3 separate regions of the Homo sapiens genome follow, and all the other regions are linked to region 3. The links are chromatin contacts, found by Hi-C or POLR2A ChIA-PET in ENCODE. All regions are on one chromosome and are shown on one strand. Each heading gives the region's core, a stretch centred on a gene start or an enhancer-like site at or near the end of the contact. The rest is flanking DNA. Distances are from core to core; before and after follow the strand shown.

Evidence for each region. Hi-C counts contacts between places; a loop is a spot of excess contacts on that map. ChIA-PET counts read pairs that join two places held with the same protein, here RNA polymerase II (POLR2A). Pooled maps may share reads with other maps.
Region 1: a loop to region 3 is called in a pooled map, with 2.2 times the contacts of the local background. The contact joins the promoter of GPX1 here to the enhancer-like site in region 3. A Hi-C loop is called at or near these places in 1 of 168 maps with a recorded cell type or tissue (MCF 10A) and 8 of 50 pooled maps. POLR2A ChIA-PET finds 5 or more read pairs at or near these places in 17 of 52 experiments (A673, CD4-positive, alpha-beta T cell, CD4-positive, alpha-beta memory T cell and 12 more).
Region 2: a pooled map shows a loop between it and region 3 (2.0-fold over the local background). The contact joins two enhancer-like sites. A Hi-C loop is called at or near these places in 1 of 50 pooled maps. POLR2A ChIA-PET finds 5 or more read pairs at or near these places in 8 of 52 experiments (B cell, K562, PC-3 and 4 more).

What each region holds. Positions count from the first base shown.
Region 1 is chr3:49,356,829-49,359,606 of GRCh38, forward strand. It overlaps GPX1 (glutathione peroxidase 1), which reads right to left and starts at 1,525. Exons shown (of 2, transcript NM_000581.4): 1 at 1,199-1,525; 2 at 348-919. The coding sequence starts at 1,450. The coding sequence ends at 560. RHOA (ras homolog family member A) reads right to left here. Exons shown (of 5, transcript NM_001664.4): 5 at 2,317-2,778. RefSeq lists enhancers at 1,201-1,809, 1,718-2,047, 1,810-2,418 and a silencer at 1,498-1,557.
Region 2 is chr3:49,376,190-49,378,889 of GRCh38, forward strand. All of the region lies in intron 1 of RHOA (ras homolog family member A), which reads right to left. Among named protein-coding and RNA genes, the nearest start is that of GPX1, 19 kb to the left of the region's middle. Within about 2 kb of position 1,445, at least 6 of the 41 ENCODE cell types and tissues checked have a DNase peak (open chromatin) inside an H3K27ac peak, as active enhancers do.
Region 3 is chr3:49,312,717-49,315,416 of GRCh38, forward strand. The region is part of intron 6 of USP4 (ubiquitin specific peptidase 4); the gene reads right to left. Among named protein-coding and RNA genes, the nearest start is that of USP4, 26 kb to the right of the region's middle. RefSeq lists an enhancer at 1,806-1,855. Within about 2 kb of position 1,340, at least 2 of the 41 ENCODE cell types and tissues checked have a DNase peak (open chromatin) inside an H3K27ac peak, as active enhancers do; they include GM12878, where a contact is called at or near this core.

The DNA of each region.
Region 1 (2,778 bases), core at 275-2,774, 44 kb after region 3:
GGGTGCGGTGGCTCATACCTGTAATCCCAGCACTTTGGGAGGCCGAGGCGGGTGGATCACGAGGTCAGGAGATCGATACCATCCTGGCTAACACGGTGAAACCCTGTCTCTACTAAAAATACAAAAAATTAGCCGGGCGTGGTGGCAGGCACCTGTAGTCCCAGCTACTCAGGAGGTTGAGGCAGGAGAATGGCGTGAACCCGGGAGGCGGAGCTTGCAGTGAGCCTAGATTGCGCCACTGCACTCCAGCCTGGGCAATAGAGCAAAAAACTCCGTCTCAAAAAAAAAAAAAAAAAAAGAAAAGAAAAAGAATTCCCAAATGACAATGACACAGGACATACACACAGTTCTGCTGACACCCGGCACTTTATTAGTGGGGAAACTCGCCTTGGTCTGGCAGAGACTGGGATCAACAGGACCAGCACCCATCTCGAGGTGGTATTTTCTGTAAGATCAGGTGTTCCTCCCTCGTAGGTTTAGAGGAAACACCCTCATAGATGAAAACCCCCCCGAGACAGCAGCACTGCAACTGCCAAGCAGCCGGGGTAGGAGGGGCGCCCTAGGCACAGCTGGGCCCTTGAGACAGCAGGGCTTCGATGTCAGGCTCGATGTCAATGGTCTGGAAGCGGCGGCTGTACCTGCGTAGGGGCACACCGTCAGGGCCCACCAGGAACTTCTCAAAGTTCCAGGCAACATCGTTGCGACACACCGGAGACCAGGTGATGAGCTTGGGGTCGGTCATAAGCGCGGTGGCGTCGTCGCTGGGAGCTGGCAGGGCCTCCCGCAGGAAGGCGAAGAGAGGGTGCGCCCCCGCACCGTTCACCTCGCACTTCTCGAAGAGCATGAAGTTGGGCTCGAACCCACCACCAGGCCGGACGTACTTGAGGGAATTCAGAATCTCTTCGTTCTTGGCGTTCTCCTACAGGAGAGAAGGGCAGCTAGAACCCGGGGTCAAGAGGAGGAGAGAAACGTTCTAACCACAAACAAGGGAGATTTTCTATGAGTCACCGGGATTTTGCCCTCCATGCGCAATCCCAAGGGCGGAGAGGAATTTCAGCAGCTACGAGCAACAGAAAGGAAACGAGAGAGTAGCCAGACTCTCCGCGCATGGAGCCGACGGCACCCACCAGCACACCGCCGGCGCCCCCAGCCACTACTGCACGTCCGCCCCCGCCCCGCCCCGCTCCGCCCGGCGCACCTGATGCCCAAACTGGTTGCACGGGAAGCCGAGCACCACCAGGCCCCGGGGTCCGAGGCGCCGCTGCAGCTCGTTCATCTGGGTGTAGTCCCGGACCGTGGTGCCTCAGAGGGACGCCACATTCTCGATAAGTAGTACCTTGCCCCGCAGGGAGCCCAGGCTCACAGGCTCCCCGCCGGCCAGCGGGCGCGCCGAGAAGGCATACACCGACTGGGCCGCCGCCGCCGCCGCCGCTAGCCGAGCAGCACACATGGCGCAATTGTCCAAGAAGCCAGCGGAGCGCCCCGAACAAGCACTGTAAGGGGAGGCCAGCAGGCGCCTCCTTTTAACTGGCCGGCGGCGGGTCACGTGGCACAGGCAGTTTTCCGGGCCTGAGGGTCCCGCCTCATCCGGCCCCCGCCCTACCCGGAGGGCTCGGCCCCTCCTCAGCCAGGAAAAGGCTGGAGAGTGCGCCCGAGCGGGACGCGTGCTCCTCCTAAGCCGGAAGGAGCAGCAGGCATGTCTGGTCTGGCCCAGGCAACCAGGCGGCAGCGGTCCAGGTTACCCTTCCAAGGGCTGGGGCCCTCGAGGGCTCCGTTTTTTCTCAGAGGTTCCTGAGTTAGGATGTGGGGTTTGGCATAGGAGGCTGGTGGGCGACGGCAGCAGCTGCAGGAGCTGCCCGTGCACAAACAGCCCTCCTCTCCTGTGCCATGTTACCGGCAGTGCAGGGGACAGCCAGAGGGATCTAGGCTTCCGGTCTCCCTCCTCCCTGTCTCCAAAGCGGCACCGCCCTCGTGCGGGTTTTCTAACCGGGCAGAGTCCTGGAAGCTCTGCCCCAGCCTCCTTAAGTGGAGCCCAGTAGCTCGCCGAGGCCAAGGAAACGCTGCCGGAGTCCTCCCTCCCTGGCCTCCTCAGGCTGCATTCACCCTACCCCCAAATCTGAACCAGAATGCGGTACAGGGTAATCATTTCCATGTTGTTGGGAGGGACCAGATTAGCTGCTGGGTGGGTGGGAGGTGGGGCACAAGCTAGTCCTTTGCACTCAACAAACCTCTCCAGGGTGAGCTAGGCCAGGAAGTCCTTGCATCCTCCTACCCCCAGCCCTGGAGAGAGCAACACAAACAACAGGATACAGGAAGTTTAGAAAACTGCCTTTATTCTATTAGTAGTTGGAAAAATTAACTGGTACAGAAAAAAAGTTTAGTCAGCTGGAGAGAAGAGAGACTGAGTGCCACCCATGAGAACTGGTGGCTCCTCTGGGAGGGAACCTGGATACAGTGAGGAGAAAAGAGCACTGTGAATTAGAGCCAGATGCTTAAGTCCAGGTGAGACAGGTTATGCCATCTTCCAAAGTGTCTAATTGCCTCAGGCGTGAAACCAATTCCTATTTACTTAGCCCAGCTCCATGGGGTACTGAGATACATGGGGCCGAAAAGGGGTAATATGGCCATCTTTTATCAGAAAAAGTGACAAAACGGGAATTTAAAAAATGAATTTTCCATCTGACTTTATTTCCAAATACACTTTCTTTTTTAAAAAACCAATACACTTTCTTTGAGGATGACAGTATTAGGAAATCCAATTATACAAAAAATACTACA
Region 2 (2,700 bases), core at 195-2,694, 64 kb after region 3:
AATAAGGTAAGAAAATGAAATAAAAGACATCCAAATTGGAAAGGAAGAAGTAAAACTATCTCAATTCACACATGAGATGATTTTGTAATGTGGGAAATCCTAAAGAAAACTTTTAGAATAAACAAGTTCAGTAAGGTTGCAGGATACAATATTAACATTAAAAAATCAATTGAGCCAGGCGCAGTGGCTCACGCCTATAATCCCAGCACTTTGGGAGGCCGAGGCGGGTGGATCACGAGGTCAGGAGATCGAGACCATCCTGGCTAACACGGAGAAACCCCATCTCTACTAAAAATACAAATAACTAGCCGGGCATGGTGGCAGGCACCTGTAGTCCCAGCTACTTGGGAGGCTGAGGCAGGAGAATGGCGTGAACCCAGGAGACAGAGCTTGCAGTGAGCCAAGATCGGGCCACTGCACACCAGCCTGGGGGACAGAGTAAGACTCCATCTCACAAAAAAAAAAAAAAAAAAAAAGGAAACAATTTGTCAAGCAGGGTAAAAACAATGAAAGGACTGATGAAAGGGAGTACCCAAGGGAGGAAAGAACCAAAAAAGTCATCGGCAGGTTGTTTGGGTAGACATTCTGCAATCTTTCTAAGTTTGGATATTCCTTCTTTTACCAATCTAGATTTGTTTGTAAAGAAACAGCATTCTTGGCTGGGCGCGGTGGCTCACGCCTATAATCCCAGCATTTTGGGAGGCCGAGGCAGGCAGATCACCTGAGGTCAGGAGTTTGAGACCAGCCTGGCCAACATGGAGAAACCCCATCTCTACCAAAAATACAAAATTAGCCAGGCGTGGTGGCACATGCCTATAATCCTAGCTACACAGGAGCAAGAGGCAGGAGAATCGCTTGAACCCGGGAGGCAGAGGTTGTGGTGAGCCGAGATCATGCCATTGCACTCCAGCCTGGGCAACAAGAGCGAAACTCCGTCTCAAAAAAGAAAAATCAATTGAGGCCGAGCACAGTGGTTCATGTCTGTAATCCCAACACTTTGGGAGACTGAAGCAGGAGGAATGCTCAGGCCCAGGAGTTAAGAGACCAGCCCTGACAACATAGTGAGACACTGAGAAAGGAAGGACGGACGGAAGCATGAGAGGGGAGGGGAGAAAGAAAAGGGCCGGGCGCAGTGGCTCACGCCTATAATCCCAGCAATCTGGGAGGCCGAAACAGGTGGACTGCTTGAGAGTCCAGGAGTTCAAGACGAGCCTGGGAAACATAGTGAAACCCTGTCTCTACTAAAAATACAAAAAATTAGCCAGGAGCGGTGGTGCATGCTAATCACAGTTACTTGGGAGGCTCAGGTGGGATAATCCCCTGAGCCCTGGAGGTGGAAGCTGCAGTGAGCTGAGATTGCATCACTACACTCCAGCCTGGGGAACCCCAGTGAGACACTGTCTCTAAAAAAAGAAGGAAAAGAAAAAAAAAAAAATCAGCCAGTTGTGGTAGCATGCACCTGTAGTCCCAGCTACCAAGGAGGCTGAGGTGGGAGGATTGCTTGAGCCCAGGAGGTGGAGGATGTGGTGAGCTATGATTGCATCACTGCACTCCAGCCTGGGTGACAGAGTGGAACCTTGTCTCAAACTCTTATGACTCAACTACAAAAAAGCAGCTTAGGTTGGTGGTCTGGCTCAGGATCTCTTGCAAGGTTGAAATCATAAAGAACTCTTTTTGGGCTGGGCACGGTAGCTCACACCTGTAATCCCAGCACTTTGGGAGGCTGAGGCAAGCAGAACACTTGAGGTCAGGAGTTCGAGACCAGCCTGACCAACCCAGCAAAACCCCGTTTCTACAAAAAATTCAAAACTTAGCCGGGTGTGGTGGTGGGCACCTGTAATCCCAGTTACTCGGGAGACTGAGGCAGGAGAATCGCTTGAACCCAGGAGGCAGAAGTTGCAGTGAGCCCAGATTGTACCACTGCACTCCAGCCTGGGCAACAGAGCACTCCAGCCTGGGCAACAGAGTGAAACTGTGTCTTAAAAAAAAAAAAAAAAAAAAAGAGAGAACTCCTTCTGACATGAAGTACGCTATTTATCTATCCATCTATCTTTTTTTTTTTTTTTTTTTTTTTTGAGATGAGGTCTCACTCTGTCACCCAGGCTGGAATGCAGTGGCGTGATCTTGGCTCAATGCAATCTCCACCTCCGAGGCTCAAGTGATCCTCCCACTTCAAATTCCCCAGCAGCTGGGACCACAGGCATGCGCCACCACGCCCAGCTAATTTTTGTATTTTTGGCAGAGACAGGGTTTTGCCATGTTTCCCAGGCTGGTCTCCAACTCCTGAGCTCAAGTGATCTACTCGCCTCGGCCTCCCACAGTGCTGAGGGATTACAGGCGTGAGCCACTGCCCATCTATCTACGCATCTATCCAATCTATGTACCTATCTAACCTATCTATGTGTTTCTCTATTATGTAGTTATTTTCAGAAAGGGTCTCATTCTGTCACCAAGGCTGGAATGCAGTGGTGCAATATTGGCTCACTGCAGCCTCTGCCTCCCAGGCTCAACTCAAGCGATCCTCCCACCTCAACCTCTCCAGTAGCTGGGACTACCAGGCTCCTGCCACCACAGCTGACTAATTTTTATACAGATAGCGTTTCACTATATTACCCAGGCTGGTCTCAAACTCCTGGGCTCATGCAATCCTCCCGATTCAGCCTCCCAAAGTGCTGGGATTACAAGCATAAGCCACCTCCC
Region 3 (2,700 bases), core at 90-2,589:
CCGGGAGGCGGAGGTTGCAGTGAGCCGAGATCGTGCCACTGCACTCCAGCCTAGGTGACAGAGTGAGACTCTGTCTCTTAAAAAAAAACAACAAAAAAAACCCCACAAGGTTCATCTTCAAGCATCCTGGTTTGATTTACAAATCATAAACTTCCCTACATTTTTTTTCTTTTTTTTTTTCTTTTTTTTTTTTGAGACGGAGTCTCATTCTCTCGCCAGGCTGGAGTGCAGTGGCACAATCTTGGCTCACTGCAACCTCCGCCTCCCGGGTTCAAACAATTCTCCTGCCTCAGCCTCCCGAGTAGCTGGGACTACAGGCGCGTGCCACCACACCCAGCTAATTTTTTTGTATTTTTAGTAGAGACAGGGTTTCACCATGTTGGCCAGAATGGTCTCAAGCTCTTGACCTTGTGATCTGCCTGCCTTGGCCTCCCAAAGTGCTGGGATTATAGGTGTGAACCACCACATCTGGACTGCTTCCCTGAATTTTAAAAATTATTAGTGAAAGGCAAAGAAAAATGGCAATAAGGCCAGGCGAGGTAGCTCACGCCTATAATCCCACCTCTTTGGGAGGCTGAGGTGGGTGGATCACTTGAGGTCAGGAGTTCGAGTCTAGCCTTACCAACGTGGTGGAACCCCGTCTCTACTAAAAATAAAAAAAATTAGCCAGGCCTAGTGGCGCATGCCTGTAATCCCAGCTACTTGGGAGGCTGAGGCAGGAGAACTGCTTGAACCCAGGAGGCGGAGGTTGTAGTGGGCCGAGATCGTGCCATTGCATTCCAGCCTGGGCAACAAGAACAAAACTCCATCTCAAAAAAAAAAAGAAAAATGGCAATAAGAGATGACTTTCCCCAAAAAGGCTGGATGCAAATTAAATAGCTGGATATAAGGACATGAGAACAGAAAAATGGCAATTTGGTTTCACTACGCCTTCTATGGAGAATTTTGTTTCTTCAAATTTGCCAGTGTAACCTCTCTGTTTCAAACTCATGTTTTAATATTTTTCAGGCTCTTATTTTAGATTTCTACTTTCAAATTAATTCAAGGGCTAATTGCCCAAATTTTAAATTGCTATCAATTTCATCAATCTGCTAGAATCTATATAAGGACATAAGGAAGAAAGTAAATCTTATTTTAAAGTTTTTAATTTTTACCTTTTTTTTTTGGTAATCCATAGCAACAGTCTCCTTATGTTGCCCAGGCTGGTCTCAAACTCCTGGACTCAAGCAACCCTCCTGCCTCAGCCTCCCAAAGGGCTGGGATTACATACATGAGCCACTGCGCTCAGCCAAAGAAGAAAGTGAATCCTCCTCCATTGTTTCAAATATAAAACTGGTATTTCCCTTATAGAATACTGGGTTATTTTTAGAATACAGAAAATGACTAAGAAGATGTACTGTTCCCACACAGTGTTCACCCTCATGGGATCTGATCTCAACTTGGCTTCCCTGTGAGAAGAAAAACATGGCAGCAAAAACAAGTATGATCTTGTATACCAGCAATGGGCACATCAAGAAATTATATAGGGCCTAAGCAGGTACCTGAACTGAGGTTTGCTCCACAATGCAGTCACAGTAAGGGAGAATGAGGGCTCCTCAGTCTCTCACCTTCCCATAAGGAAATGTACCCTTCTCTAATCCTAAAGAGGATTTGGTTCACACAGCTTCATCCTCATGCTGCAAAGGAGTCCAAGAACTCAAGCAGCTGCACTAAGTGAGATTCACCACAGCCAAGGGTACTCTCATTCACCACATGGGAGACTTAAGCATGCATGTGTTCAATCCTGTCCAGTGAGATGTCCAATGTGATTTCCTAGCCTCTTATGCATAAAGAAAGTCTGCTGCCCAAGGCTGGTCTGATATGCAATGGCAGACTCAGTCATCTCAGCACTGAGGGAGGTAAGACAGAATACTGAAATTCAAATTCTGATGCACAGAACCTCAAGATATATAGTATGGCACTCCTCTTCTCAGTAACTATTCATTGATAACTTATCTATTTTCTTGAGCTTAAAAGGGCAAAAATCGGCCGGGCCTGATGGCTCATGCCTGTAATCTTAGCACTTTGGGAGGCCAAGGTGGGAGGACTGCTTGAGGCCAAGAGTTCAAGATCAACCTGGTCAACATGGCAAGACCCTGTCTCTATTTATTTATTTATTTTTAAAAAGGGCAAAAATCCATACAAATCATTTGAGATATCCAAGACCTGTCAATTTCTTAAACAGACAACATTTCAGGGTGATAGAAATTAAAGAAAAATTTTATTTGATGTTTAAAATGTTCTAGAAAATACTGCCAGTTTTCATAGTAAATTCAATCAAAAAGAAACCAAATTAAGGGCATATAAGGATACTTTTTATATGCTTGAAAATTAACACAGTAAGATTTAAAAAAAAAAAAACTCTATCCTTAGGCTGGGTGCAGTGGCTCATGCTTACAATCCCAGCACTTTGGGAGGCTGAACTTCTCTTTACAGAACAGAAAAAGCCAGGCATAGCAGCACGTGCCTGCAGTCCTAGCTACTCGGGAGGCTAAGCCGAGAGGATCCCTTGATCCCAGGAGTTTGAGGTTGCAGTGAACTATGATCATGCCATTGCATTCCAGTCTGGGCAACAAAGCAAGACCCTATCTATTAAAAAATACTCTATCTTTGACAGACAAGTCAGAAGCAAAACTTCTCTTCAGAAAATTTACTATAATC